Regions from separate parts of the Homo sapiens genome. Here region 2 is linked to region 1. A link is an interaction called in ENCODE POLR2A ChIA-PET data of the cell type or tissue named here. Cell type or tissue: OCI-LY7. All regions are shown on one strand. Region 1 has its middle 74 kb from the start of FAM76B. Region 2 overlaps MAML2 (mastermind like transcriptional coactivator 2).

The links. ChIA-PET counts read pairs that join two places held together with the same protein. Peaks named below come from ENCODE experiments on the same cell type or tissue, not always from the same donor. Only the 100,000 strongest peaks of a DNase experiment are listed, where the experiment ranks them.
Region 2: POLR2A ChIA-PET joins it to region 1 with 5 read pairs; 2 of 35 experiments call an interaction of 5 or more read pairs at or near these places.

The regions. Positions count from the first base shown.
Region 1 is chr11:95,713,408-95,718,407 of GRCh38, forward strand. No RefSeq gene overlaps it. Among named protein-coding and RNA genes, the nearest start is that of FAM76B, 74 kb to the right of the region's middle. In OCI-LY7, no CTCF peak of the experiment used is centred here; a DNase peak (open chromatin) is centred at 2,614; H3K4me3 peaks cover 1,867 bases; H3K27ac peaks cover 2,010 bases.
Region 2 is chr11:96,334,647-96,339,646 of GRCh38, forward strand. All of the region lies in intron 1 of MAML2 (mastermind like transcriptional coactivator 2), which reads right to left. Among named protein-coding and RNA genes, the nearest start is that of MIR1260B, 4.3 kb to the right of the region's middle. RefSeq lists a silencer at 4,619-4,913. In OCI-LY7, no CTCF peak of the experiment used is centred here; a DNase peak (open chromatin) is centred at 4,735.

The DNA.
Region 1 (5,000 bases):
GGATGAACTTTTTGCTGATGTCATTGGCTCGGAGTAAAACTGCCAAATATAAAGATATGATTCCAGCATTAATAGAGCAAAACTGTGAAACTGTACCAACCAACCTGAATTGTATTCTCATTAGTGCTGTCAATTAATGAAGTTAGACAAACGATTTTCCCACATTACAATGTAGTCTACTCAAAAGCCTAAGGAATGCCACCTGCCCATCAAAAATGAATAAATGTGACGTAATTCCATTGTATAATACCACCATATAACTAGGTTCTGTAAGTCCACATACACACCTAGGGAGGTAGTCTTATTTACCTCTTTCAACTTTATATTCTGACTAATATGTATTAGAGTCAATATTGGTATGTTGATTCCATATGGCTTGTTGATTGGGGAATCAGATGAGAAGATTATTCTAATACTGAAATACTCCTTTTTCACCTAATGGTTTAATCACCTAATTAAAGTTTACTGTGTTCTTTGGGAATCCAAAGTGACCATTGGTGAACCTGACAAAAAAAATTCATCTTCTTAGAATTTTGTGATGTAATTAATATTTATTTTGGAACCCTCAGCACCCCAGAGAAGAGTTAGGTATAGAAAGAAACTCTAAAAAGCATATAAGTGCCCCAGAAGATTTTCCCCTTCCTCCCTGTCACATACCTCTTTGCCTCAACCCACTTAAATTCTGAGAAAAAAATCAATACAGTTAAATGAATGTAAGTATGGGTTTATCATTGTCTCTTTAAGTAGAATTATGTCCACGTTTTACAAGTTCCATTTCTTTAGGTGTCAAAAACTAGTTTTATTTAGCTGAGGTTGAGAATATTGGGCAGAGTCAAGGTGAGCATCTAGTGAAAAGCTTTGGAAACACTCCAGGTATAAAGCTGAAGACATTAATCACCAGAATAACAAATGAAATTGAACTGTTCTAGAATTGGGCTCCTTCACCTCATTTTCCACTTCTTCTTCCAGTGTGGTCATCAGGATTCAATCCTGGTCCTATGCTGTCCATAAGATAATACCAAAGGGAGCAGACACTCAACATTTACTTCTTTTTATCTCGACTCTAATCAAGAAAATATGACAATATTTCTGATATCTCTTCTCAAAAAACTTTTTTTTTACTCTAAGTTCTGGGATACATGTGCAGAATGTGCAGGTTTGTTACATAGGTATACATGTGCCATGGTGGTTTGCTGCACCTGTCAACGCATCATCTAGGTTTTAAGCCCCGTATGCATTAGGTATTTGTTCTAATGCTCTCCGTTCCCTTGCCCACTACTGCCTGACAGCCCCAGTGTGTGATGTTCCCCTCTCAGTGTCCATGTGTTCTCGTTTTTCAACTCTCACTTATGAGTGAGAAGATGCAGTGTTTGGTTTTCTGTTCCTGCGCTAGTTTGCTGAGAATACCTGAAAGCTTTGAAAAATCAGATTATCATTAAGAAATAATTCTTAAACTCAAAAATTTTGCCCAAAGAACTTCCTTCTCTGGAGACCTGAAAGAACAAATTAAATACTCATCATAAATATCCAAGTGCAAAACTACCAGTTTTGCATTTATAAAACTACCAGTTTGCACATGAGGAAACTAAGATTCAGGAAGTGTAAATGATTTACCCCGGCATGAAGCTAGTTAATAGAAGAGCAGGTTGCTCCTTACTCTTACTATCTTACTTTTTTGTTAATCATTTATACACAAATCCTGAGTACCTACCATATCCATGGCACTAAGGGCTGTGAAGGGAACAAATCCAAAACATTCATGGTTCCTCCTCCCAATATTATTATTAGATACTTTAAACATTACAATAATGATAACCACTATACATCAAATACTCATTACGGGGGAGAAACTGGGTCAATATCATGGTCGCAGACATTATTCTCTTGATATGAGTGTTAGTTTCTTCAGTTTACAGATGAAGAAAAGGAAACTGGTATGCAAAATGTCATATAATTGTCTCAAATCACACAGTTCATCAGAAGCAGAGGTCAAATTTGAACTTACATTTGCCTGATTCCAAGACCTTTGCTCTTAACTGTATCATAAGCTGATGTAGTTCTACAACTGAAACTTAACATTTACCTCCAGAGACAATGGAAGATACTTTAGCTAAAAGTAAAAGAAATTTTCAAAAATAAGGTTTATTAACGCTAGAATAATTTAACATAGGGAGCCTGTAGAACTTCATCACTGTAGGTGAGTTGAAAATGAGAGGATACTAAATTAGAGGTTTTATTTAAGAGTGGGTCTACCTAATTGCCTAGTAGGAAGTGAAAACAAATGATATTTCAAGCTTTCTTTTACCCTATGACTTTAAGGAAAAACAATAACAACCATAAAACACCACCACCTACGACAACAGTCTTCTGTGTTTTCCCATGCATTCAAATGAGCTAAAAAGTGATAAATGCATTGCAAGTAAAATAGCTATGCAGCACTCTTGGGAAATGTGGTTCCACGGAGATGCCACAGAGACTTTCATTGTAAAGCCTGGTACTGAAGTTTGGACAAAGGTGTGTTTGTGTGCAGTGACTAAGCTTGTGTGGGAGGGAGGCAACCACTGCAGATGGCTGAAAAATATGCTAATGTTGAAAGACCCATGTGATGGCTGGCATCCTGAAAGAGACACAGATGTTTCCTCCCAAGAAGAATTTTAGAACAAGTGGCTTGCTGACCTATTCAGGCTTGATTCCTTAACTGCATCTCAGGGTCATACACACGTCAGAACCACTGAGACAATTGTCCTCCTCACTTTGTACCCCAGGAAAGAGATAGAGCAGCTAATTAATCACAAGGCCTTTGCTGATAATACCTTTCATTTGAAATTTTTGTTGTTTTTGTTTTTAAGATGTTTTCATGTTCTCTGAGACTTGCTTTCAGAATGCTGCCTCTGTTCACATGCTGGGTCTCCTACAGTGCTCACATTGCTCCACTCTCTGTACGTTTTGTTTTTTTTCCCCATAAAAACCATCCCTCTTATATTCACTTTTTAAGTCTTTCTTTTCCCCACTAAACTATATGCTCATTTCATGGCAGGGAGCATGACTAACTTGTTAACCACAAAATCCCAAGAGCCCAACATAATGCAAGATACATAGAAGTCTCTCAAAAACATCTTTTCTCAGCACTCCTGAGAATACCTACAAGACATTCTCAGATATACTAGAGAGGCAGAGCGTAGATTGTCTTGTATTAGTCTACTTAAACAAGATTGTTCATTCCTTCATTTATTCAACAAAACTTCGGGGGTTTATATCATGTGTCAGGCACTGCTCTAAATGACCAGGATGCTGCAATAAAAAGAACAACAAAAAAAATTCCCATCCTTATGGGTTTAGGGTGTTAACATCAATATATTTTTAAAAGAAATTGAAAAAAACCCAGGTACTTCGACTACAAAAATCATTTTGTTTGCAGATTACCTAACACTGCTAACTCAAGTTCCTGGGTCTATAGAAGAAAAATAAAATTAAAAATTAAAAAACAGCCGGGCGCAGTGGCTCACGACTATAATCCTAGCACTTTGGAAGGCCAACACGGGCAGATTACCTGAGGTCAGGAGTTCGAGACCAGCCTGGTCAACATGGTGAAACCCTGTCTCTACTAAAAAAAAATACAAAAAAAAAAAATTAGCAAGGAGTGGTGGCACATGCTTGTAATCCCAGCTACTTGGGAGGCTGAGGCAGGAAAATCGCTTGAACCCAAGAGACAGAGGTTGCAGTGAGCCGAGATCATGCCACTGCACTCTAGCCTGGGCAACAGAGCGAGACTCTGTCTCAAAAAAATAAAAATAAATAAATAAATTAGTTAATTAATTAAAATTCAAAGACATTGCTAAGGATCTCACTAGTTTTCTTCTATCTTAATCAGGTAGGGATTGTCCCCATAAACAAGAAGAGTTCTAACCTGCAAAGCACAACTTAAAGAAATATAAATCTGCTGTAATGGATATGAAAGCTAACTGTGTACCACTCCATCCCCACCTTTCTGCTTCTGGCATTATAAGCTCTCCAATAGCTTTAGCATAAATTCACATGTCCTATTGTTTCTTGCCACCTCTCAGGGTTCTGAAGGAATAGGCACCAGGTTCTGATAAGAACAGAAACATCTGGAGTGTGGGAGTGTTCATCTAAAGAAAAAAAGTGAAAATAGCATGCATTGAACTGTTTGGTGTGCTAAGTAATGATTAGGGTTTTCACATACATTGTCTCATTTAATCTTTGCAATAAACAAACAACAAAGTACATCATATGCCCCCCTTTTATTTTCTACCAAAGAAGGAAATAGGGTAAGAGGTAGAGACGTACCTTTATGGATCTATAGAGAGATTTATGGCTTTTGTAATGGTCAGAGCACCTAAATCACTAATTAACTTCCTAGCAAATTTATAGGCTGACATAACAAGTGAATAAATGGTTTCACTAGATACTGAGGAATTTTATTGTTCATAACTTTGTGCCAAAAAAAAGAAATGGGAAACCATTAGATCAGAGAGAGTGGCCATCTACCTTCTATTCACCCAGGGAAGATTTTGTAGAAAAAATGGGAACTGGCTACAGTTGATACTATATAAAGAAATACTGACTTTTAAATTTCTTCACTCTCTTTCTTAACAGATTCTCTTTTTTTTTTTCTGTCCTTAAGGTCTCAAAGTTTTCTCCAGCTGAAAATACAGCTGCCTCATAGAAACACTGCATAAGAAAATTAATAACAATAAACCCCAGAGGAATCAGGGAAGTGGTGATAAGGCTGCTTTATGCTTTCCTTTTACCCAACTGAGAACTTCCTTTAGGCCTCACTTGCTGAATGCTAAGAGGCCAGGGAGGAGCACTAGGGAACATAGGAGAGAGACAGGATGGCGGGAAGCAGCGAACAGATATGGGAGCAAAGGGAATTTTAAAAAGAGGAAAGGTCTCTGGCCAGGGCTGGCCCAAGGAAAAAATTGAAGGTCAGCAGACGGGTTTTAACACAACCCTCTCCATCTCCCTGTCTATTACCT
Region 2 (5,000 bases), 620 kb after region 1:
CCATCAATGTATTCCTGGCACAGTTCATGGCACAGAAGAGCTGTACAAAGATTATTTACTGAATTAATGAATATTTTCCCAAACTCTAAAAAGGACCCATGCATACAATCTTGACGTAAGAGTTTAAAACCTTTGCTAAAACATTAAGACCTTTGGAGAGCTGTAGCATGTGTCAGTATTGCCATTTGCCCATTTTCATATCCATTCCTTCAGTAATTTGGCTATGGTAGGGTCCAGCTCTCTAGTTGTCCTCAACCTGTGGAGAATATGTGAACTTCTCTCTTCATGTCCTCTATAGGGAAGTGGAATAGCTTTTGCTCTTTTACCTCTGTTTCTCACAAATGTGTAGGCCAAGGTTGAAGCTAGTCAATAGCCCATTCACTACCGTCAGCATCCAAGCATCATGCCATGAATCAGGGAGGAGGGAGATGTTGGCTTTTCTCCTTTGCCATCTTTCCTTAGGGTCCCTTACTTTTCCCTTGTAAACAAGAACTAAATGGGGGAAACTGGTATCCAACTGGACCTTAAGGCAAGTAAAAAATTTGTAACACATCTGTATTACAAGCAAGGAAATAAGTACATCTCAAAGACCATCTAAAATAATGCTTTTCTCACGAATTTTTGTTCATGATTTTTTTAATAATGAGAATACCTTTTCCACATTAGTATACAGGCAAACTCATTTGTTGGGAAGACTGATTTACACATCAAGAGAGTATAAACACTTTTACCAACAGGGCATTTCTTGTTTGCACTGGAAGGCCCAGTGAACCTAAGAAGCGAGGTATAGCTTGGTCTGCTTCTTTTACTTCCTCTTCTGCATCTAGCTAGTGTGCTTTAAAACTATGTCCTTTTAGTGTCAAAGGGCATGTCATGCAGTATATAACTCACCATGAATGGGAGAATGTGTAAATAGCAAGGCATTAAGCAGCTCAAGGGACTTGAAGATGGGTAGTACAGAGCACTTAGGCAATGCGCTGTGAGAAGAGGCTGCTGGAGGGGAAATGTAATACTTGTCTTCAAGTATATGAAGGATTATTATTGCATCATAGCTGTTGATTCCTTGGAGCCGTCCTTGCTCTACCATTTTCCAGGGCTTCTGATTTGCTCTTACCGGATCTCCAGGCCCTCCAGGATGTGGATCAATCTCATTTGTCCCCCTCAGTACTCACGTCCAGCCACACTCAGTCAAGCACTGCTCTGTTCCCCAAACACTTAACTTACATGCCTGCACTCAGCGACCCCAATCCCACATTTCCGTATTTTCTCCCTCTTCTCAGGCCCTGCTGGTGACCCATGTTCTCATATAGCTATCCCTGGCCTATATTTGAATCTCTCTACTACCAACTACTAGTGGTACTCATGTTTTGAGCACCTACTATGTATCAGGCACTATGCTGACTGTTTTGCTAAATAACTTTAGCTTTATTTTGCAGATGAAAATACTGATGCCAAGAAAATAACAAAATTATTTTCTCATATTCATACAGCTAGTAAGTATAACATAGGGACCTGAACATGGTCTAACTATAAAATCTATGCATTAAATTATTCAATTTAAGCTTCAGTTTCCTTATATGTAAAATGGGACAAATGTTGATTACTCACCTGTTTTTTGCAGGCCTTACATAAAATATGTAATTAAAAAGCCTTGTACATTCTAGGACTCAGTAAATATTTGTTCCTCTCTTCCTCTGATTTTTCTATATCAGTTTTGGTCCATTCTACCTGGTTAGTACTTTTCCTGTTACTTTATTGAAGTGGTTTTGCATACCATTAGGCTGTAAGTAAGCAGGGACAATGTCTTTAGCTGTATTTCTCCTTATTCTCCCAGGAAGCCTGCTGGAGTGTGACGGAAATTAGCATGAAAATGCAAAATAAAAAATTTAGAATTGTTTTCACTAAACATTGCCCTGCCTGTGAACATAAACATATATAAGGGTCTGGATTAAAGAACAAGAAAGCAGTAGAATCCATTCAGAAAGGCTTAGCTGCCATGGATAGCAGAACTGGATGACTGTTTTCAGATTCCCTTTCAGGCTTTCTTAGATTAAATAACAGTGCTAAACACAAACACAAACAACAACAAAAAAACAAAAACAGCTAATTATGGCCACTCTTTTAGTCATATTTAAATTGGTATGTCTAAGAACATCTGAAAGCCCATATTTAAACATATTGGTATTTAAAAATGTTTACAATACAGAAGCCATAAGTGATTAAACATTACGATTTAGAAACATTTGATGAACATCACCTACCAATATTATTTCAAAGAAAGCAGATGCCTTCTATAAACAAACATTGTCCTAAACAAGCAAGATATCTTGGTTTACATGATAACATCACCTTGATGTCAAAGAAAGGTTTTTATCAATTTTTTGTAAAGTATTATACTAACTCCTCTCTCCACTTGAACCCTTTTGCCTTTGTGAGATCTTATAATTATATTTACTTGAAATAAGTGGTAGGAAGGTCCTAGATAGATAAGAATTCTCCTTTTTTTTTACTTTGTTCTAGAAAACAGAACGAAAATAGGTCAGTTTTTAAGGAAATGATGGCTGCATATATAAATAATATAAACACTCCTATCACTGTCCTAGGAGGACATTTATCATGTAGACAGCCATAGATACCCAGATCTGGCCTCCCACTTACAGCTCTCAACTTTTTAATTGTCAATTGGAAACTTGATTATTATCAGTTAAAAATAACCAGGGTACTCTGGCAATGATTTAACTTGTTTGACTTTCTTAAGCTAACAATTAACATTTTAGACAATTGTTGACAAAATATTTAACTCTCCCATGCATTTGTGTAAACAACTTTTCTAATATGCCTTAGATGTTCTGGGGGACACATCTTTCCAAAGCTTCCCAGGTCCATGCAGAGGCCTGTAAAGTAGATGCATTCAAAGACTCCAAAGACTTTCATAGCATTGCACTAGGATTTCCTGGGACCTTCAGGAACACTTAAGTATACGGATACGTCAGTCTTATCTTGACAGCAGTAAATTTGAAATGCCAATCCCTCTATTTACAATAAGTGCTATTTCATCATTTAAAACCGACAACTGAAAGCTGAGTATACATTTAACTCCTAGAAGAACCAGTATTATCATTCATTGTTTAGAAGTTTATTACTACTAACACTAGTATTGCATTTTGGCAGTGCTTAATTTTTCCTAAAGCTTGTTCAGAAAAACACGCTCATTTGCTTCTCTCAACAAGCTGGGGCAGCATGATTGTCCTCTCTGTTCCACAGATGACTGCTAAGTGACTTGTCCTAGGTAACCCAGATGGTGATCCAGCAGGCACAAAACCAAGGGATGTAGGCTCCTTGTCTGATCTACTTTCTTTCCTCCACATGACATTAGAGAAAAGATAATCTCTGAAGCCAGAGATGACATGGAACCACTTATCTAGTGATCCTAGCAACACAATCTATGCAACAGAAAAAGAGCTTGTCTCAGGCAAAAGGGAAAGATTAATAATGTACCACAGAAGCTCTAAACCTTACTGTTCCATGGACCAGCAATTATTCAGTTTCACAGTTCATTCAAAGATTCAAACATACTTCACCAGAAAATGAGTTAGTGCCTAAAGTCTGCTCCAAGTGGTTAGAAATGCAGATCTGCTCAAAGCCCTATAATCCGGGCCCTCTGAAAGGCCCTGTTCCTGCAGACTCTGCAGCAGCGGGGCTTCCCCTGAACTTGTACTTGAGCTAAATGAAGAAACTGGCTGAGTAAGGGCTGTAGAATTAGGCTGTCAATGTGGACAGAATTAAAACTGGCTTGGAGGTTATTCTTGCATTGTTCTTGAAACTTAAGGCTATTGAAAGGATTCAGACATTATATATTCCTTGCTGTATAATACCCATGAAAGTCAACATTATCCCACCAAACAGAAGTTGTCCTTTCACCTTCATTCAACAAATATTACCCACTGTCTTCAAGGCATTGTACTAGAAGGTATGCAGGATACAAAGCTTTCATCTGAGGACACAGCACATCTTTGATTTTAGATGATCAATATTCTCTCCCTTTCTCCAAAGGACATTTATGGCCACTTATGGCATACGAATTAACTATTAAAGTTATACATTCAACACACCTAAGTCACATAAATCTGGTTATGGACACAGTAGCAATAAAATTAAGAAAAAATTCTGACACTCACCCTGAACAAAGGCCCTTTTAAAATTAATAGCATATCTGAAAAATAAGAGGAGCCCGAGTAAAGTGAGACCTGCCAATGTAATGGGCTTGGTGAATCACTTCAAAATGCCCAGGCCTCCCTTTGGACACAATGTTATCAGGTTAATACAGCACTTGCATCACCATCTCTGAGTACCGTGCTGAGTAACAACGGGCCAAATTTAGCAGCTAAAATGGAGAGGGAATTTCCAACAACCCGTGCAATGCCACATATTCTCAGTGAAAAGCAACTACTAGAAATATACTATCCCTTACCCTCCTAACTTAAACTGTGCCTCTCTGCATCATCACTACACCTGGAGAGGGAGCTCCTCTAAGGGAATGTCTCAGGAGATGGCTGGTGGTTAGAAGAGAGAAAGATTCCCTCTTAGGCCAGAGGTAGCACAGCAGCCAGCTATGGCTTCTGCAGCAGTAAGCTTTCAGTCGGGAAGGGCCAGACACCGCTCCCTCACTTCCCTCCCAGCATGGGTATTGCTACTGTAAAGTTACCACGACCACTAAAGTTGGTTTCATTTCCCATCATGAAACACCCTAGAAAAAAAAGGCTGTCTCAGCTTACTGCCAAGTTGGACAAAAGCAGAAGCTCAAAGAACAAGGCCAGAGGCAAACATGCCACCTTTCCTTCAGAGGCTGGGCTGTGAAGGCCACAAGGGAAGCCCACTGTGGCTCTTCACGGCCCCGCTCCGGCCTTGACACCCCGGGCAGAGATCAGTCTTCTCCACTCAGGGTTGGGCCGGGTGCCTCACTTGCGGTTCCATCCCCAGAAACACTTACCAGGAGACTG